Linked DNA regions of Homo sapiens: region 2 is linked to region 1. Evidence: chromatin loops called from intact Hi-C (ENCODE). Cell type or tissue: heart left ventricle. All regions are shown on one strand. Links, peaks and the distances in the headings refer to the core of each region. The heading gives the core; the rest is flanking DNA. Region 1 overlaps LOC105372631 (a long non-coding RNA gene). Region 2 overlaps SDC4 (syndecan 4).

Region 1 (5,378 bases), core at 322-5,321:
CAGAAAATTGTTTATTGTTGGGGTGGATGCAAAAGTGATACATAATAGCTTAGAAGACAAAGTCCCTTGTTTTACCAGCTGTTTAGGCATCTTTGTACCCTTCCTTGATTTGGAGGGTCTGACCTTGACCTAACTCTATCCCTCAAAACTGGCCCTTACAATCTCACGCACCCGCCTCTTCCATGACAGTCACTGGACCTAGAGGGAGGATGCTTGTATAGTTTTAGCAGCAGGGCATCTGCAGTGAAAAACAGATCCGGCCCAGTGAGATGACAAATGAGGGAGATTGACATCTCTGGTGTTCAGAATACCATGATTTGGGCTTCCTTGAAAGTAAAACAAGGAGAGATAATAACATTAATGTTTTGACAATCAAAGGGTATTTGTGGGCCGGTGGCTCACGTCTGTAATTCCAGCACTTCAGGAGGCCGAGGCAGGTGGATCACTTGAGGTCAGGAGTTCAAGACCAGCCTGGCCAACATGGTGAAACCCTGTCTCTACTAAAAATACAAAAATTAGCTGGACATGGTGGCAGGCATCTGTAATCCCAGCTACTTGGGAGGCTGAGGCAGGAGAATCGCTTGAACCCAAGAGGCGGAGGTTGCAGAGAGCCGAGATCGCACCATTGCACTCCAGCCTGGGCAACAAGAGCAAAACTCCATCTGAAAAAAAAAAAAAAAGAACCTATTCCATCCATTAGGGCACCAACTAAAGATATGAAGAAAAATTATAATCTGGTACTCTCCAGAGGATTATTGTAGCCAAGAAATAATGCATGATTCAATCTGCACTCAAAAAAAAATTGAGGGCTAAAATCTAGTATCAAATGTTACACTTTTCCTTTGAAACAATTTCTCTTTCTCTAGCCCCTTTTTATCTATTAAAGAGAAATTACAGTAAGACTAATTTGTGTGCAAAGTGAGTTTTAGTCTTATATACTTGACCTGATTATTGCATAAAATGCAGCAGGGAATGATTGGCTATATAGGCCCCTTTTTAGTTGCTTTGCTGGAACTTTACCTGAAAACATGCTATAGCTAATTTTTGTACAATACCCATTTTCATAAGATATTTAGGTAAAGGGGTTGCAAGTACCTTACATAAAGCCTTTTTAAACATCTTAAATTTCATAATTCTATTAACCTGTATGTTTTATGTTCTGGTCCTAGGAACTTTTTTTTCCTACCTCCAGACCATTTTACCTTTTCTGGTTCCCAGCAGGGAGTGGCATCTGTAAGACCCATGACGGATGACAAGTTGAGAAGCCTTCTCAAACAGTTGTATGATTCTGTGGGAGGGGCACCCATGTAAAAGGGGCCCCCTAAACCCCCAGATTTACCATGACCTGGGTAATAGGCATATTCAGTGGGAGGATATCCCCGTCATCATACAGCCAGTCCCACACGGCTCTCATATTTATCTGAATAAACGCCACTGTAAGATCTGTTTGCCTTGAGAAGGGAACTGCCCAACTCTCCCTGTAAAATGCCAAGTGGAGCCCCCCCGATGAAGCGGTTGATATGCTTCTCATAATTCCGGAGAATTCCTGAGAACTCTCGAGAATAAGCTCCTGTGCGTTTAGCTCACATACACTCATCAGTGATCGCCCTATAGGGAACTGTGGGTCCTGCATCAACTCAAACGAGCTCTTAAATTTTGTAGCATTTAAAATTAAGGATTTTTGTCTTTAAAGTAGTGATTTTTACAATAAATTACCCAAAAGGCTTCTCAAGAAGCTGATGATACCAATATACAAAATGGAACAATTCCTTTATATTATTCCTTGTAGCTATAGTAGGTACTTGGTTTTGCCCTTCCCCCACATCGACTGTCTTCTTGGTAACCACAGGTCTCAGAGTTAACTTGGATGTAGGAATTGGAGGAAGCCAGAGGGGTAGCGGGAAATCAGGCATGAAGAGCCCCAGGCCTCACCTGCGCCCCTCTCTCTTGAGCCCAGGATTAATTTCAGACAGCAGAGACCGAACCCCCTTTGCCTATCATATCCCTGGGAGCCACCACTGAATCAGCCACCACTGCACTTGGAAAGGGTAGGACTCATGCCAAAGATGGGACACCATGCCGACATTATCTTGAGGCCCAAGCCTACATTATCTTGTGGCAGAGACAAGACCACCACAGTTTCATGGTCCCACGCAACATGGCACCTGGTGAGCCCCAGAAAGGCACCACACATAGAGCTTCAGAAGCTGCCATTCCCACGTCTGACCACGCGGGGGCGACGAACCCTCAGATTGGGCCGCGCCCTTAGGCGGAGCTGCCCTGATCCCAGACCCAGGGGAGCCGTGAAAACCCACTGGGCGTCCCAGGGCAGCGCTGCCCTGAGAGCTGCAAACCGAAAGTATCTGCCCCCGGGCCAGAGCGCTCGGGGCCTGGTCGTGTTACGCAGCTGGAAAGCTTGGACCCTTCGGCGGCGTGGGATAAGGCGAGTTTGCCGGCAGAGCCAGCAGCTCGCCCCCGCCTGAAATTCCAATTCGCAGGGACGGGGATGGTGACACCTGAGGCAATTCCTCGGCTACAAAGCATCATGTCTCATCTTCTTGAGCCAGTTTCTTCTTCTGTAAAAGGGAAATGGTACTGGCATTCATAAGATTTTGCAGGATCAAAGCAGAAAATCATTAGGAAAACACTTTGCAAACTGTAGAGAACATTGCAAATGTTATATATCAGGGTTTTTAAGAAAACTTTTAAATATTCTCTATTTGGAGAAAGAGGTAGGAAAATTCTGGAGATATAGTAACGAACAAAATGTACCATATGTCTGGCAAAATCTGTACCAGGTATCTGGCAAAATCTGTCCCTGTGTTTCTTTTTGAAATTGACTTGAATTTTATTTCCATTCTTAGCTGTTTAATATTTTGCTTAATTTTGAAATTGCTCATTCTTCATGCTACAGCCAGTGTGATCTTTTAAAGAAGGAAATATGATCTACAACTACATGTAATGAACGGATGAACATCATAAACATAGCGTTGAGTTAAAAACCCAGATAGAAAACAGCACCTGCTGGATGACCGCGTTTACATGGAAAGTACAAAAACAGGCAAATAGTTGGAAGTCAAGATAGTGGTTACTCTAGGGGAATGAGTGGAAGGGGTGCTTTTAGGATGCTGGTAATGTTCTATAAAATTCACTGGGTTATACATTTCTGCACTTTTTTCTGGATACATTATATCACACCTCAGTGAAAAGTAAATACTGTATGGGGGAAGGAAGTGAATGAAGCTGATCGTGTCTCCACCCGCCTAAAAGCGTTCAGTAGATTCTGATTCTTGTGAATGTGAAATCTGTCCTCCTTTACCAGGTCCACCTGGTGCCCCTGGCTTCATCACCAATGGGCTTACCATGGCCACACGGGTCCTCTTTCAGGCCCTTGTGTCACTCTCTCCCATGCTGACCAGCTCTGGCCACAAAGCTGCCTCTTCCATCACTGGGAGCTCTTCCCCACCTCGGAGCTGTTCCCGTCACCTGGATTGTCTTCCCTCCACATTCCTGCCACCTCCTTCTGCTCAGCCTAAAGGTCACTTTCTCACAGAAGCTGTCCCTGAGCCTCAATCTAAATTGCATCCCCACAAGGACACAAAGATGTGAGCAATAAACACTAAGGATTCCAGAAGGGGGGATGGAGGAGAGCAAAAGTTGAAAAACTACCTGTTGGGTACTATATTCACTGCTTGGGCGACGGGATCGTTGGAAGCCCAAACCTCAGCATCATGCAATACACCCGTGCAACAAACCTGCACACGTACTTTCTGAATCTAAAAGAATTTCTAAAATAAAATAAATTGTACCCCCTTAGTTCTTTCTGAGCACCCTCTTTTTATCTTCATAACACCATCATTTGTATTTATGGAATGATTATGCATCATTATTTGGTAAATGACCTCACCAGCTAGACTCTAAATCAAAAAGGGCTGGGGCTGTATCTGACATATTCTCAGTTGTATCAGCAGCACCTAGCACGGCATCTAACATAAATGATACTTATTTGTGGTTTGGCTTAATACAAAAAAAAAAAAAAAAACTTTGGGAGGGGAGGGAATTCAATCAACAGACAAAAAATAATGCTATGTAGGGGAAAGAGAAACAAAATGTTCACAGGTATTGTATTAGTGTTGTAAGAACATGGGCGTTCTTTTTCTTTCTTTAATATCACCTATTTAATCTCTTATGTTCTTTTTATGATTAAGAAAATAAAAAACCTTACAAATATTTTTGTACTATTTAAAATTAAGTTTTCATTTAAAACATAGACTTCTGGGTGTATTAGTCCATTCTCCCACTGCTATAAAGAACTACCTGACACCAGGAGTGGTGGCTCACGCCTGTAATCTCAGCGCTTTGGGAGGCCGAGGAGGGCAGATCACCTGAGGTCGGGTGTTCGAGACCAGCCTGACCAACATGGAAAAACCCCACATCTACTAAAAATACAAAATTAGCTGGGTGTGGTGGCACATGCCTGTAATCCCAGCTACTCTGGAGGCTGAAGCAAGAGAATCACTTGAGCCCGGGAGTTAGAGGTTGCAGTGAGCTGAGATCGCGCCATTACACTTCAGCCTGAGCAACAAGAGTGAAACTGTGTCTCAAAAAAAAACACAAAAAAACAAAACAAACAAACAAAAAATGGCCGGGTGCAGTGGCTCATGCCTGTAATCCCAGCACTTTGGGAGACCGGGGCGGGCGGATCACCTGAGGTCGGGAGTTCAAGATCAGCCTGACCAACATGGAGAAACCCTGTCTCTACTAAAAAAAAAAATACAAAACTAGCCAGGGTGGTGGTGCATGCCTGTAATCCCAGCTACTTGGGAGGGTGAGGCAGGAGAATCGCTTGAACCCGGGAGGCGGAGGTTGCGGTGAGCTGAGATCGCGCCATTGCACTCCAGCCTGGGCAACAACAGCAAAACTCCGTCTCAAAAAAAAAACAACTACCCGAGACTGGGTAATTTATAAAGAAGAGGTTTAATTGGCTCACGGTTCTGCCAGCTGTACAGGTAGCATAGCTGGGGAGGCCTCAAGAAACTTTCAATCATGGTGGAAGGCAAAGGGGAAGCAGACATGTCTTACATGGCAGGAGTGGGCGAAAGAGAGAGGGGGGAGGTGCCACACACTTTTAAACAACCAAGTATCATGAGATCTCACTATCAGGAGAACAGAAAGGGGGAAATCCACCCCCATGATCCAACCAGCTCCCACCAGGCCCCACCTCCAATATTGGGGATTACAATTTGACATGAGATTTGGGTGGCAACACAAATCCAAACCATATCACTGAGTAAAGTGCAGATGGCAGGATAGTTTCACAATAGAATGTTCATTCTCTGGTTTCTATTGAATTGGATAGGAGAAAAAAAAAAAACAGG
Region 2 (5,378 bases), core at 63-5,062, 110 kb after region 1:
CTAAACTGGCTTAACGAGTCACAGCCTCAGCTGTGCTGGGACGACCCTTGTCTCCCTGGGTAGGGGGGGGGGAATGGGGGAGGGCTGATGAGGCCCCAGCTGGGGCCTGTTGTCTGGGACCCTCCCTCTCCTGAGAGGGGAGGCCTGGTGGCTTAGCCTGGGCAGGTCGTGTCTCCTCCTGACCCCAGTGGCTGCGGTGAGGGGAACCACCCTCCCTTGCTGCACCAGTGGCCATTAGCTCCCGTCACCACTGCAACCCAGGGTCCCAGCTGGCTGGGTCCTCTTCTGCCCCCAGTGCCCTTCCCCTTGGGCTGTGTTGGAGTGAGCACCTCCTCTGTAGGCACCTCTCACACTGTTGTCTGTTACTGATTTTTTTTGATAAAAAGATAATAAAACCTGGTACTTTCTAAACTGCTTGCCTCTGTCATTTTCGTTCATAACAAGTCATCCTTTTTGGGCTCTGTATCCCCTTGATCTCAGTGGAGCATGAAGAAACTCCCCGGACCAAATCCCCTACGGGGTGCCAGACATGCCGGGGGTGGGCAGAGGGTGGGGGCAGAGAGGTAAGAAGGCAGGAAGGGGCCTAGAGAAGAGGGAAGACTTCAGAACATGCACCCTGATGGCCTATGCAGCATATCACCCCTACTTCAAGGTTTTGTTTAGGTGGCACTGTGTTTAAATAGCAAACACAAAAATCTTTGCGTCAGTTGCCATCCATAGAAATCAGGAGGTTTCTCATAAAAATCCAGATTTCTCACTTTTCTTGGGAAAAAGAAATAAAAAAAATTGGCAACTGTCAGCCTGCATGGCAACAAGAGAGCTGCTGAGCGGCAGGCACCCATCTAGATGTGGGCTCTCCGCACCACTGTCTCCGCCTGCTTCACTCAGGCCACTGCTGCAGCCAGGCTGGCTGGCAGTCTCCGGAAATAGCATGGGCCATCTTTCTTGACCACTATAACAACCCTGTGAGGTGGGTAAGATCCTTGTTACCAAGAGGGCAACCTGCCCCTAGTGTGTCTGGAGAGTCGAACCTTAATTTCAGGTCCTTGGACATTGGTGATCTTCCTTTGGCACCATGTTGCCCAGTACTTTGCTGGGGTTGGGGAAAGGACGCAAACAGGAATTGGTGGTAGTTGGAGCAAACCCTCCCATACACACCATGTGGCCAGGAACCCATTCTTAGGGCTTTATACCAGATCCCATTTAATTGTCAGATCTCCACAGAGTAGGTGCTATTAGTAACCCCATTTGACAGATAGGGAAACTGCATCTAAGAGGTTAAATACCTTGCTCAAAGCTACACAGCTTACCAGTTGTAGAGGTGAGATTTGAACCCCGGCAGTCGGGCTCTAGAGTGCTAACAACTGCACTGCCTATCAAGGGGTTTATATCACCCAAGGCTCCCTCACTGGGGGCTGTTCATGCCCCTGCAAACCCCCTCTGAACCAGTGATTCTGGTCTTAAATCTCGTGGCAGCTTAAATCTCTCCTGAGACTTTGCCACACTGTTTTTCTGAGTCCCATGAGGTTGAGTGGGTCTCTGTTCTCCTAACTTGTGTCTTGTAGAAGGCCCTCACATCTGTTAGATCTGTGCTGACCACTATGGTAGCCACTGGGAACTGTGGCTATATTATAAATTTAAATTAATTATAATTGTAAAAATAAAAATTCTGCTTCTTAGTTGCACTAGCCTTGTTTTAAGTGCTCAACAGCCACATGTGGCTAGTGGCTACTGTATCAGGTGGTGCAGACACAGAACATTTCCAGTTGTAGAAATTCCTGTTAGGGCTGCTTTGGATGGTGTGAGACTGAGTCAGGACCTCTGGGTTTGGGTTTCAGCTTTTACCAGCTGTTACCTTGTGATCCAACAGCCTATAGGGAGGCAAGTCAGAGCTTAGCACACAATAAGTGCTCAATATATGGTGTTCTCATCATCAGTGCCATCTTTTTGGGTAAAGTATTAGTTTAAGAAGACCCCCCCAGGAGATTGAGACGATCCTGGCTAACACGGTGAAACTCCATCTCTACTAAAAGTACAAAAAAAATTAGCCGGGCGTGGCGGCGGGTGTCTGTAGTCCCAGCTACTCGGGAGGCTGAGGCAGGAGAATGGCGTGAAGCGGGGAGGCGGAGCTTGCAGTGAGCCGAGATCGTGCCACTGCACTCCAACCTGGGCGACAGAGCGAGACTCCATCTCAAAAAGAAAAAAAAAAAAAGAAGACCCCCATATTATCTATTGATATTTAAAATTACCCCCAAACTTAGGGGCTTATAACAACATAAATATTATCTCACATTGTTTCTGTGAGTCAGAAGTCAGGAGCATTAGCTGGGCGATTCTGGCTCCATCTTGTGAGGTTGCAGTCGACGTTGGCCAGGTCTTGCTGTCATCTGAAAGCTTGACTGGGCTGGAGGATCCACTTCCAAGATGGCTCAGTTACATTTCTGACAACTTGGTGCTGGCTATTTTGGCAGGAGGCCTCAGTTCCTCATTGCGTGGACCCACATAGAGCTGATTGACAGTCCTCGTGATGCGGCAGCTGGTTTCTCTCAGAACAAGCGATCCAAGAGAGCCACCAAGTGGAAGCTACAGTGACTTTTATGACTTAGCTTGGAAGTCACCCACTATCTCTTCCATAATATTGCATGGGTCACATGGGTCAGCCCTATTCATTGTGACAGGAGACCACCCAGGGGCAGGAGCACCTGGATACAAGACTCATTGGAAGCCATCCTAAATGCTGGCAGACATAGCCCCATCAGTGGTCAACCTCGACTAGGGCTTTATCTGTCTGGAGAGCCAACTCTGGTTATTTCTGATAATATATAATATTTCTGAGAATTGGGCAGTGGATGCAAAATGGATTTTGGACACTATTGGTCCACTTTTTGTTTTTTAATTTTTTGAGGTGGAGTCTCACTCTGTCGCCCAGGCTGGAGTGCCATGGTATGATCTCAGCTCACTGCTATCTCTGCCTCCCAGGTTCAAGTGATTCTCCTGCCTCAGCCTCCCAAGTAGCTGAGATTACAGGCATGTGCCACAATGCCTGGCTAATTTTTGTATTTTTAGTAGAGACAGGGTTTCACCATGTTGTCCAGGCTGGTCTCAAACTCCTGATCTCATGCGATCCGCCCACCTCGGCCTCCCAAAGTGTTGGGATTACAGGCATGAGCCACCACACCCGGCCAAAATGTAGGCACAGGTTTAACTAGTTTTCTGTTTGTTTCCAACCTCGATTAAACTCACTAAATTTAGGGGGAAAATCTCGTGTTTTGGCCCGGTCTCAAACTGGTGACCTTTCATGTGTGAGGCGAATGTGATAACCACTACATTACAGAAGCCAGGCATGGGCCCACTTTTTGTTCATGATCTTGCCAATCTTCAGAGGTAGCAAAACCATGGGACAATGCCTGCATGGGGTGTGGGAAGGCCTACAAGTGAAACACATCTCCCCTACTTATGATTTGCTATGTTGTTTGGGGAGTAGACAGAATTCTAAGATGGCCTGCAAGATTTCTGCCCTATATATACAACCTGTATAATTCTCTCTCCTTGAGGACCTGTAAATATGATGGGATGCCACAAGGTTTATGATTAGTTTACATTAGATAGCAAAGGTGAAAGTGCCCATCTGGTGGCAAGCAGCCAGCTGTAGTGGGGGTTTATCACTTTGCCCTCTAAATGCATTATTGTGCCACTGCTACCCTGCCTGCCTTTGTCCCTTAGGGTCTGGAACAGGGCCAAGCCTGTCTAGGAGGCTGTTCTGAGCTGGTCTGTGGCAAAACCTTATAGATGGTTTTGTTTGTTTGTTTTTCTTTTTTTAGACAGTCTCGCTCTGTTGCCCAGGCTGGAGTGCAGTGGCACAATCTCGGCTCACTGCAACCTCTGCCTCCTAGGTGCAAGCGATTCTTGTGCCTCAGCCACCCAAGTAGCTGGGACTACAGGTGCACGCCACCACGTCTGGCTACATTTTGTATTTTTTATTTTTTGAGACAGAGTCTTGTTGTCACCCAAGCTGGAGTGCAGTGGCGTGATCTCAGCTCACTGCAACTTTCGCCTCCTGGGTTCAAGCGATTCTTCTGTCCCAGTCTCCCAAGTAGCTGGGATTACAGGTGTGAGCCACCGTGCCCAGCCTATTTTTGTATTTTTAGTAGAGACGGGGTTTTACCATGTTGGCCAGGCTGGTCTGGAACTCCTGACCTCAAGTGATCTGAAGTGATCTGCCTGGCTCGGCCTCCCAAAGTGCTAGGATTACAAGTGTGAGCCACCATGCCTGGCCACAACCTTATAGATGTATTATGGGTTTCACTTCCCTTAAAACCACTTCCTCTTTCCCTTGCCATCTTCACAGGTCTGTGCCCTACCCAGGGGGAAGCTGTCAGAGAATTTTACCTATGCTGTGGTTATAACTTAATAGAAGTTAAAAAAAAAAAAGAAAGAAAGAAAGAGAGAGAAACCCCAAGGTCGGTACTTACTGGGGAACTAGCTTGTTAATAATGGTGGAACACCAGGCAGCATGAGAGCTGGTAAATTGGAGATTTGGGCCTTATCCTCACTACATGCCCCATCCCCACCCTCTGCAACACACATGTCACCTACACACAGCAGCGTGGTAGAATGAGAATGAAGAGAAACTCAGAGCCCCAGATTTAGTGGTAGGAGTGCAGGATTTGAATCAATTGTAGGCTTTGCCATCTGCTGTGACCTTAGCCTCCTCTCTTGGAGCCTCAGTTTCCCCATCTATAAAATGAGGAGGAAATACTGACTAGGGCCATGATTCTTAACCCTGGCTGCTCACTAGATTCACATGGGAGGGTTTCAAACAATACAGATGCCTGAGCTCCACACTCAGAGATGTTAATAGAATTGTTCCATGGCGTGGCCGGTATATTATTAGTATTATTTTTTTTTTTGAGACGGAGTTTCACTCTGCTGGAGAGACCCTAGGCTGGAGTGCAGTGGCGTGATCTCAGTTCGCTGCAGCCTCTGCCTCCTGGGTTCAAGCAATTCTCCTGCCTCAGCCTCCTGAGTAGCTGGGATTACAGGCACACGCCACCACGCCTGGCTAATGTTTTGAATTTTTAGTAGAGACAGGGTTTCACCATGTTGGCCAGGCTGGTCTCAAACTCCTGACCTCAGGTGATCCACCCACCTCGACCTCCCAAAGTGCTGGGATTACAGGCGTGAGCCACTGCGCCCGGCCCGGTATATTAATTTTTATAGCGTGGCAAATGATTCTAATATAAAGAGGACTAAATTAATCCATAAATGGGTTTTAGTGTTAGGAAATTCCCTGGAAGTATGTAGAATTCTGTGCATAAACCCCCAAAGGGTCTCCCTCTGTCACCCAGGCTGGAGTGTAGTGGCACAATCACAGCTCA

Evidence for each region. Peaks named below come from ENCODE experiments on the same cell type or tissue, not always from the same donor. Only the 100,000 strongest peaks of a DNase experiment are listed, where the experiment ranks them.
Region 2: it touches region 1 in a loop (6-fold over the local background); 104 of 110 quality-filtered maps call a loop at or near these places.

The regions. Positions count from the first base shown.
Region 1 is chr20:45,433,916-45,439,293 of GRCh38, reverse strand. All of the region lies in intron 2 of LOC105372631 (a long non-coding RNA gene), which reads right to left. Among named protein-coding and RNA genes, the nearest start is that of MIR6812, 11 kb to the right of the region's middle. In heart left ventricle, for the core only: a CTCF peak has its summit at 2,235 (motif pointing right); a DNase peak (open chromatin) is centred at 2,273; H3K4me3 peaks cover 749 bases; H3K27ac peaks cover 399 bases.
Region 2 is chr20:45,320,321-45,325,698 of GRCh38, reverse strand. It overlaps SDC4 (syndecan 4), which reads left to right. Exons shown (of 5, transcript NM_002999.4): 5 at 1-411. It also overlaps the pseudogene TRV-CAC14-1. Among named protein-coding and RNA genes, the nearest start is that of MATN4, 15 kb to the right of the region's middle. RefSeq lists an enhancer at 4,369-4,418. In heart left ventricle, for the core only: a CTCF peak has its summit at 2,571 (motif pointing left); a DNase peak (open chromatin) is centred at 2,498.